Regions from separate parts of the Homo sapiens genome. Here region 2 is linked to region 1. The links are chromatin contacts, found by Hi-C or POLR2A ChIA-PET in ENCODE. All regions are on one chromosome and are shown on one strand. Each heading gives the region's core, a stretch centred on a gene start or an enhancer-like site at or near the end of the contact. The rest is flanking DNA. Distances are from core to core; before and after follow the strand shown.

The links. Hi-C counts contacts between places; a loop is a spot of excess contacts on that map. ChIA-PET counts read pairs that join two places held with the same protein, here RNA polymerase II (POLR2A). Pooled maps may share reads with other maps.
Region 2: a pooled map shows a loop between it and region 1 (2.4-fold over the local background). The contact joins the enhancer-like site here to the promoter of SLC1A3 in region 1. A Hi-C loop is called at or near these places in 3 of 50 pooled maps. POLR2A ChIA-PET finds 5 or more read pairs at or near these places in 2 of 52 experiments (GM10248 and H1).

What each region holds. Positions count from the first base shown.
Region 1 is chr5:36,604,070-36,608,540 of GRCh38, forward strand. It overlaps SLC1A3 (solute carrier family 1 member 3), which reads left to right and starts at 2,537. Exons shown (of 10, transcript NM_004172.5): 1 at 2,537-2,666; 2 at 4,260-4,471. The coding sequence starts at 4,355. RefSeq lists an enhancer at 2,644-2,743.
Region 2 is chr5:36,742,426-36,746,896 of GRCh38, forward strand. No RefSeq gene overlaps it. Among named protein-coding and RNA genes, the nearest start is that of SLC1A3-AS1, 19 kb to the left of the region's middle. RefSeq lists a silencer at 2,293-2,382. Within about 2 kb of position 2,371, at least 24 of the 41 ENCODE cell types and tissues checked have a DNase peak (open chromatin) inside an H3K27ac peak, as active enhancers do.

The DNA of each region.
Region 1 (4,471 bases), core at 1,287-3,786:
TTTCTTGTTATACTGACATTTTTTCCCAAAGAAAGAATTTACTGATAACATACTTCATCACACAATGTTCACAGAAAGATCTTGACAGATTTTTTCAGCAGGAACAGCATTTGCTGCTGGTGTTTGTGTTTTTTTCATTTGATAATACTAACATTAATATGATCCCCCAGCTTCTGTGTCTCCCACCCTGAGTAGCTTTAAATGAAATACAGCATACAGAGACTTGTTCATAATTTCTTGATCTTTCATTTATTTAGTGTTTCTAGAAGGAAAAAAAAAGATGTTTTAAAGCTCAAGGGACTTAACTATAAAGTAGAGGGGAAAAGGTAGAAATACGCGTTGAGGAAACCCAGGAGGCCCCCAGGCATGACTTTTGCTATAGCTTTCCAGAAAGAGAAAGTGGTGCTTAAAGAAGTAATTCCCAATGTTTCCCTCCAGACTAAAATTGGATGAACTCTGAACTGAGACTCTTTGCATCTCATTTTCTCATTAGGTTTTATTACAGCCAACAAAACTTTCAGTGGTGAATTACTTCCCTTCTCAACAGAATACCAGACTCCCATAATGTCTACACAAACTGAAATAATGAAATGGTTTTTAACCAAGCTTTAGGGATTAGAGAGGAAAAAAAAAGTGAAAAAGAAAGGGCACCAGGGTCTTCCCATCTCTATGCTAACCAAAGTGTGGTTTTCCAGCCCTTTTTCTTGCCTATTAACAAAAATAAAAACAAAAAATGGAAATGCCACTGGGCTTGAAACCCCATTTAAAATCAGATTTCTCTTTCGAGTTCCCTTGCAATACAAGTCAAAGTCATTTCCACCAAAAAAAAAAAGCGGTGGGGGGGGGGGGTGTGCAAATTAATCCTAAACTCATGGCTCAGATAGGACCTGGTATAGTAAATAAATGCTTTTAAAAGTAGTCATGGCATTGAGAAATGGCTCCATGCACCTAAACCAGAGGCACCAATGTAAAAACTAGTAATTGTGTTTTAACACAAAAGATTGAAAAGCGTTTTGTTTCACATCCTAATATTATTCCACCCACTTAAAAAGAGTTACTTAATATTGACTCTGTATTAGGTATAAGACAAGTTCTTGCCCTCAAAGAACTTATAATTTAGTTGAGAAACCAAAACTTAACATGAGCTTAAAAAGAAGGATGCAGTACAAAACATGGTATAATTAAGTGCTAAACAATGTAGTATAGATGCTCAGTGACCTAGGAGATCAGAGGAAGGGAAGGGTCACTGAGGGCTGGGAATGTCAAAAGCATGTACTTTCAGTAAGTTCTTAAAATGATAGCATGTTAGAAAGCTGTTATAATTGCTGCTGATTTGTAATTTTAAAGCATTGACATGATTCACCATTGCTTTCCAACCAGTAGCTGTTTAAAAGGACATACAGTTGAGGGTGAAAGGAGATATTTCTTTATGATCTCCAGAGATTTGTATTGAGGGGAAAAAAGACATACTTTCTTGTTGAATAATAGACCAAGAATTGAGCATATTTTGCATGGGGAATATTAAATTCAGTGAACAAGAATCCAAACCTCAGGCTGTGATTCTGGTATAAATTTTTGTTTCTAATGAACCATTTTCTTCCTTCTAAAGAAGATTTAAGTTTTGGGAATAAGTCACCTCAAAAAAATTTTTTTTTATTTTCTAATATCTATTTTCACAATTTATTTTTCTTTTAAGAAAAGTGGACTAGAAGCTCAAGTTACCTTCTCAAGGCAATGAGAATTTTTTAGCTCTAAAAAAGTTGTGTGTGGTAGGGAGAACATTTAGCATCCTTTAAAATGGAGACATCTGAACAGCAACCTATCTTTTGAATCACCAAATCTCAAGTGTACTTTGCACTCTTGGTCTTAAAATGCTTTTCATTTTCTAGTTTGGCAAAAATTCCAGTCTCTTTACATTTGCTACCTTTTCCGTCTTTGCAACACAGGCAGTGTGAGCTAAATTAGGTTTGTTAAAATGAAGTTTTGAAGTTTCAACTGCTGAAATAGAGGCATGTCCCTAACTTTAGACAAATTTAGAGAATCGTAGTAAGCATTATTTTTTTTCTACATACTTGTCTGCATTCAGTGTCTTCCCAAGAAACGTCAGTTAATTCCCCGATTCGAAAAAGGAACTTTCTCGTAACAGTTGTACAACCAGGCTAAAGAGCACACCCTCGTCTTCCCTGAAAGGGAGGAAACATGCAATAATGTGAGGTAATTAAATTTAGCCTTAGAAAAGTCTTTGAAACGTTCTAATCAAGACTTTCAGCTTTCCGATTGTGTGCGCTTTATTTTTCAATTCTTCCTAGTCCCGGTTTTGCATTTCTAATGACAGTGAACTGACAAAGCGTGAAAGTGGTCTAAGGAGCAAAACAAAGCCAGCAAGCCTGCTTCTGGTGTGCCAAGATTAATCAATATTCCAGAAACCTCGGGGTTTCCCCCTCCTCCCTGTGCGGTTTCCATTCCCCACTCCTCCTTTCCCGGGCACAGACTCCTCCCCTTTTCTTAAGTTGCCCTGATAGTAACTTGCAGTTTCAGAGCACATGCACACTGTCAGGGCTAGCCTGCCTGCTTACGCGCGCTGCGGATTGTTGCTCCGTTGTACCTGCTGGGGAATTCACCTCGTTACTGCTTGATATCTTCCACCCCTTACAAAATCAGAAAAGGTAAGTGTCACATTCTGTGTTCCTGCTGGGTTTAATTTCTCCTTTCACTTCTCTGCCGATGTATTTTGCCTTCCAAGCAGAGGAGTAGCCTGAATCAAGGCTAGCCATTTTGGTAGATAAAGTCCTTGTTAGTCATCTCACGTCGTGAGAGTGTGGTGTCTGTTTATGCCGGGTCCGCTGTTAATTCGGAGTTGAGTCATTCGGGGTGGATTGGGGGCAGATTGTGGCGCGAGATCTAGAAAAGGATCAAGGTTGAGCGGATCTGCTTAAAAGTGACTGGTAAGAGGAATCAGAGCTATTAGTTTAAAAAAAAAAAAAATCTGGTCTCTCCTATTTCCCGGTCTTCACTTCTCCCTAAGCATTTAATCCAGTGTGAAGTCTTAAACAAATTAGAAGTCTTAGTATCACTGACCCCAACTTGCAATTTTATTTAAAAGGCAAACTGTTAAGACAAGTCTTTTTTTTTCCTGCACTGGGATTGCGAGAAGTCATTTGCGAGGAGTCCTTTGGTTTCCAGTTACCTCCCCCACAGGCGCACACGCTGGCTGCTTGCGTTGGCAGCGACACACATCCATGGTACGGCTGGTTTTCACTCGGATTGATTATGGGAAGGGCTATGGATTAGAGCTCCTGTAAAGCACCAGGAGGAATCCCTTGATTTTTCAGAACAGCTGATTTCCACCAGGAAAGAGATTTACTGAAATGTAGTTAAATAGCGTGAGTGCTTTAAAGAAACCAGAAACCACAAGCTGTAATGTTTGGAATGAAAATTGGTTTCATCTCATCTGTTCTAGAAATCCTAAATTTTAAAACGCTAAAAAGTCAGCGATAGTTTCCTCGGAAGATTCCAGCATGTGTGTCACAAAGAAAAACACTACTTCATACTTCTACTTGTGATAAACGAAGCTGAATTGTGATTTCAGATGATTTATAGATGTGCCCAGAGCACTTTGCTTATTTCATGGAAAAAAAATGAAAAAATTACCCTGTAAAATAGTCACATGTATTTCCCATGTACTGTGGGCACTTGTGTTCTTTTTATGACCATATTTACTAGTAGATATTATTATATTTTTTTCTTAATGAAGAAAATAGCTGGTTACTTTACTGCATGTAACAGAGACAACTCCCACCTATCAGTATCTTAATTATTTTTATTGACCTGGTTATGCTTTCAACCATGTATACAGCATAATTTGTCAAGTAATGATTGAATACTTTCTGTGCATTCAGTTCAATTGGACATTTACTGATTGTGTACGTTGTGCAAGGCATCAGCTGGGTTCTGCGGGGGAGGGTGGGAATAGGGGTTCTCAGTCAGATCTAGCTCTGAAGAACCCTTTTATAGCCTCATTGGAAGGGGAAGGACGGATTTTTAAAAAGAAAATAGAATATATTCCGAATTTATGCACATTTCTCACACGTGGTCCACTAAAATATGCACACTGCAACCTTGAGGTCTGGTATTGTGGCTCTCCAGTCCTTGATTCCTGCTGAGATTATGCAATTTGCCAAGAGCTTGCCTGGTGTGGAGCAGCACTGATTTCTCACCCCTGGAGGCTATAACTCATGTCTCTTTTTCTCCCATTCTAGTTGTGTTTTCTAATACCAAAGAGGAGGTTTGGCTTTCTGTGGGTGATTCCCAGACACTGAAGTGCAAAGAAGAGACCCTCCTAGAAAAGTAAAATATGACTAAAAGCAATGGAGAAGAGCCCAAGATGGGGGGCAGGATGGAGAGATTCCAGCAGGGAGTCCGTAAACGCACACTTTTGGCCAAGAAGAAAGTGCAGAACATTACAAAGGAG
Region 2 (4,471 bases), core at 1,121-3,620, 140 kb after region 1:
TGACATAACTAGTAAATGACAGAGCTAGGATTCACACACAGGTCTGCATGACCCAGAAGCCCCTTCTAATAGTACCTTTCACAGAGTAAGTGCCTTTCAGAGAATAAGTGCTGAGCATATGTTTGTGAATTAAGGCTATCCCTGTTACCAGAGCATTTGGGGTGTGTGGCAGGCAGAACAATGGCCCCCAAAGATGTCCACATCCTGATTCTCAGAGCCTGTGAATCTATTACATTACATTGCAAAGGGGGATTTAGGTTGCAGATGGAATTAAGTTTGCTAATCAGAGGACCTTAAAATAGGGAGGTTATACTGCAGTCTCTGGGAGGGCCCAACATAATCATAAGGGTCCTTAAAAGAAGATGAGGGAAGCATAAGAGAGACTCAGGAGTGATGCAATGCCTGCCTCTGCCTTGCTGACTTCAAAGATGGAGGAAGGGCCCATAAGCCGAAGAATCTGGAAGCCTCTGGAAGCTGGAGAAGAAAGGAAATGGATTTGCCCCTGGATCCTGCAGAAAGGGGCACAGTCCTGCAGCCTGACACATTCATTACCACCCAGCGAGACATATTTTTGTCAGATTTCTACCATACTGAAGTGTAAGATGATAAATTTGGTTGTTTTAAGCCACCAGATTTGTGGTCATCTGTTACAGCAGCAATAGGAAGCTAATTCCATGTGCAAAAATTCACAGCTAGCCCTGGATTATCCTGATGAATGGGCATTGCCCTGGTGAAAAATCAGTAGGCAGCTCTCTGTAGAACCCAAAAACCTGCCTTCCACCTCCATGGCAATTCTTCATAGGCAGAAACTGTACCACTCTCACCTGTTTCCTGGGCTGATCCTTTTCTACCCTGTCCCTGTGCTATTCTGAAAATAGCTTTACCAAGAAGGACATGAAACTGTGAGCAAAAGTCACACATTCATGACAAAATTCTCCCAGGAAGATTATCATTCCAATCAAAACATGTATGGTATCCTTTTAAAATATCATTACCCAGAGCTTTCATTCTGAAGCACTTCCCATATATTATTTTAGGTGTCTGTGCCAGCCCATAAGTGTGCATAAATGGCAGTTTCTAGTGCACACCGTGGTTTTTAGATTGCAGTTTTTGAGTTGATTCCAAGAATTTTACTCTTAAGAAGCCCAAATAGCACTGCAGACAAATGTATTTTTTGAAATAGTAGAAAAACTAACAGTTCAGAATTTTTGGACTAAGTAGCTGATAGAGAACAGGTTGGTAACAGGAGACTGGTGTAGACTCATAGACTCATACCCTTCTTGCTGAGCCATCCTCACCCTGTGGCTTGGCCTAATTGATTTTCTAGGATCTTTAACCACGTCTAGGCTGCGGATACACCTTGCATGGTGGCATGACTACATTGATGGAGTTAGAGCTGAGATCCACATTCCTATTTCTCATTTCCTGTCCAGCTGCCTTTGATGGATTTTCCTTAATCACCTGGACCCTCACAGCTCTGCCACTTTCCTTGCTAGTTCGGATTAGTTTGATGTTTATGTGTCTGTAATAATGGAAACAATAAAAACCACCAACCTCCCTGCTATTCTTCAGGTGCTTTACATACACATTATCATTTAACGTGCAGTTTAGTGCTGTGCTTACAGCATGGACTTTGGAACTAGACCACTTTGTTTCCAATCCTGGCCCTACCACTCATCAGCTTGTGTGACCGTGGGCACATTCATTAACATCTCTAGGACTCAGCCCTTCCATCTCCCTCTCCCACAAGCCCTGCTCTGGACACCAGACTCCCCACCACAGGGAGCCTCCTGAGATACAGATCACTGTTACTAGGGGAGGACAACCTTATGCTTCCGTCCACAGTATCACATTTCTGATGACGACTAACTATCACCCAGAACAGATCCAGTGAAATGGCAATTTAAAAAGTACTTCTTTATAAAGTTGCTGCGAGGATCATATGTTTAGAAGGGTCCCGGTAACGTAGCCAATGCCACATAGGTGTATGACCTCTTCCCTATCTTTTGAGGTAGGTGTGAGACTACGGTGCTCAGAAAAGTGGAACGACTTTGGGCAACTTGGGAACAACTTGCCCAAAGTCACACACTTGATCAGAGGCAGAGGTAGGATATGGAACCGGATCAAGTCCAACCGTGGACTTTCCACCCTGCTGCGCCGTCTCAAGTTTGTCCCTGATTGGTTCTGAATCCCTGGCGCCCATTCTCATCCCGCCCATCCGAAGATAAAACAATCTTCCTCCCGCGCCCCGCTGCTTCCCGGGAGCTCCCAGGAACTCTAGAGAAAACAGGAAAACTGAAAAGTGCGCTCTGCCTGCTGTGCCAGGCATGTCCCTCAGGGGGAGCCAACAAGGCTTTATTTCGTCCCGGCAGCTGGCCCCTGGGCACGGCCCCCAGCCCGGCGTCCCAGTTCCAGCCGCGCTGCAGGGGCGCGAGGGTGCCCGGCTCGCAGGTGTCCGCGCGCACCGCAGGGCTGCCCGAGTGCGGCTGGCGGAATCCCTCCCCAGCTGGGGAGGAAGGCAGTTGTTTTCTTCCTGGTGGAACGTTCCACTTGAAACTGTTCCACAAGGGCTGTTCTCGCCTCCGACTCCGGGAGGAACTGTAATTAACACAGCAACAAACGCCCACGACGCTAACTGGCAAAGGGAGTGTAACACGAGCCGCTGCTACAACCGAACTGGGCCAATTGCTTTCCCTTCTTGCCTCCCATTTGGTCTGTTTTGGTTCCGCAGTCATCCAACTGTAGCGTTTCTTAAAACATGTCAGTGGCTGGTGTTTGTGTTTTGGGTTGAACAGTTTCACACACGTCGCTGGAGCCCGTGCTCGACCAGCTGCTGTGCTGGGGATTTGCTTTCTGCGGCTTTGGGAGTGTCAGGTAGCAAAACGAAGAGAGTAGTCGACTAGAACGGTGGCGGGGAGGAGGAGGAGGGATTGTCTGCAGTGGAGTCGGGAGCCTCCTCCGGACCAGGACAGGTAAAACCGGTCTGCCAGGTCTCAGGGGGAGCGGGTGGAGACGTCCCACCTCACCTGGCTGCGCTCCGACTCAGGCTCAGCCGGCAGGTTCTGGGGCAATGGGGGAAGGGAGAGGGGCCGGGCCCTTGTGGGTCCCGCACGCACACAGTACTCAGGGGCCAGCCAGGTGCCATCCCAGGTGGCCCAGCTTGGGGTGGGCAGCCAGGGTTGGGGCAGGGGTGCGTCCTGAGTTCTTTACCTTTGAAAGGTCTGATTTCCAATGCTGCCCTTACACATACCCTTGCTCCTGCCGAGTTTAGTCCGTGGCTTCACTGGGGAACTTGTTACATGGAGATTCACGGGCCCTGCCGGAGACCCAGTGAGGCAGAATCTGCCCTTTAACAAGATCCTCAGGTGATCTGCAGACACGTTAAAGTTTAGGAAGCACTGACTGCCTTATGACATATTATACTTTCTTCTAACGTCTTTCTATCAATTTCCCATCGTGTCAACACACTACCTTAGAAAATTGCAGAACAGGCAGTGGCTTTTAGAGAACTGTAACTGCTCTCAGCTAAATGTCTGCCCCGTTTGATGCTTAGTAGTAGCTCTCTGCTAATTACTGCTAAGGGGTAGAGTGGGGAGAGGCACAGCCAGCAGGACTATACAGTCCAACCCAGGAAAGCTCAGAGACTAGATGGGGAACCCAAATCCAAACAAGAAGAATGATGTAACTCTACAAGGTAAGAATATACAAGGCAGAAATGACTATCATAGAAGCAACGTAAACAGTATGTGCTGCATGTTTAGTAAATTCACTGTATTAAGTATCTACTACCAATTTTTTATGTATTCTCTCTCTATACAGATTCATACATATACATATATGTCTATAAGTATATAGAGACAGAATATATATTCTGACACAGTAGGGATCAATATTTATTGAATCAATAGCTACAGCCCATTACAACGCATTCTCCTGGAAAGAATTTTGTGTTTTAGACCAAACCAGCATATATCTGTTCCAAAATTAAAATGTATTACCAATAACCAAGAGTCCATTTCACATGTCTTTTAAAACATTACGTATGTATTCATCATAGGTACATGGCTCCCATTTGAACATGATGGTTCTAGAAGCCCAGAGAGGCCCAGCAGAGCTACTTAAAGAATCCTGTGAAGTCTTCCCAGTCAGAATAACCCAACATACCTCCTACATGTCCATTAAGTCCTCCCAGGGCACAATGCCCTCATAGATCACAGACTGTAACTTTTTCAAAGCTGTTTCTTTCTCATGAGTTATTGATCTGCAAGCTAAACATTTTCAAACTGAGCTTTCACTCAATGGCCTGGAGTCACTTCAATTTATTCTGTCAAGTACTCAAGGTTCCTTACCTAGGCACTTAATCATGTGAGTTGTACATAGTGAGTACCAGTGAAAAGCAAGGTGGAGCATCCCTCATCTCACCCTATCAGAAGGATGATTACAATTTTTAAAATTCATTTGTTCCATCTAA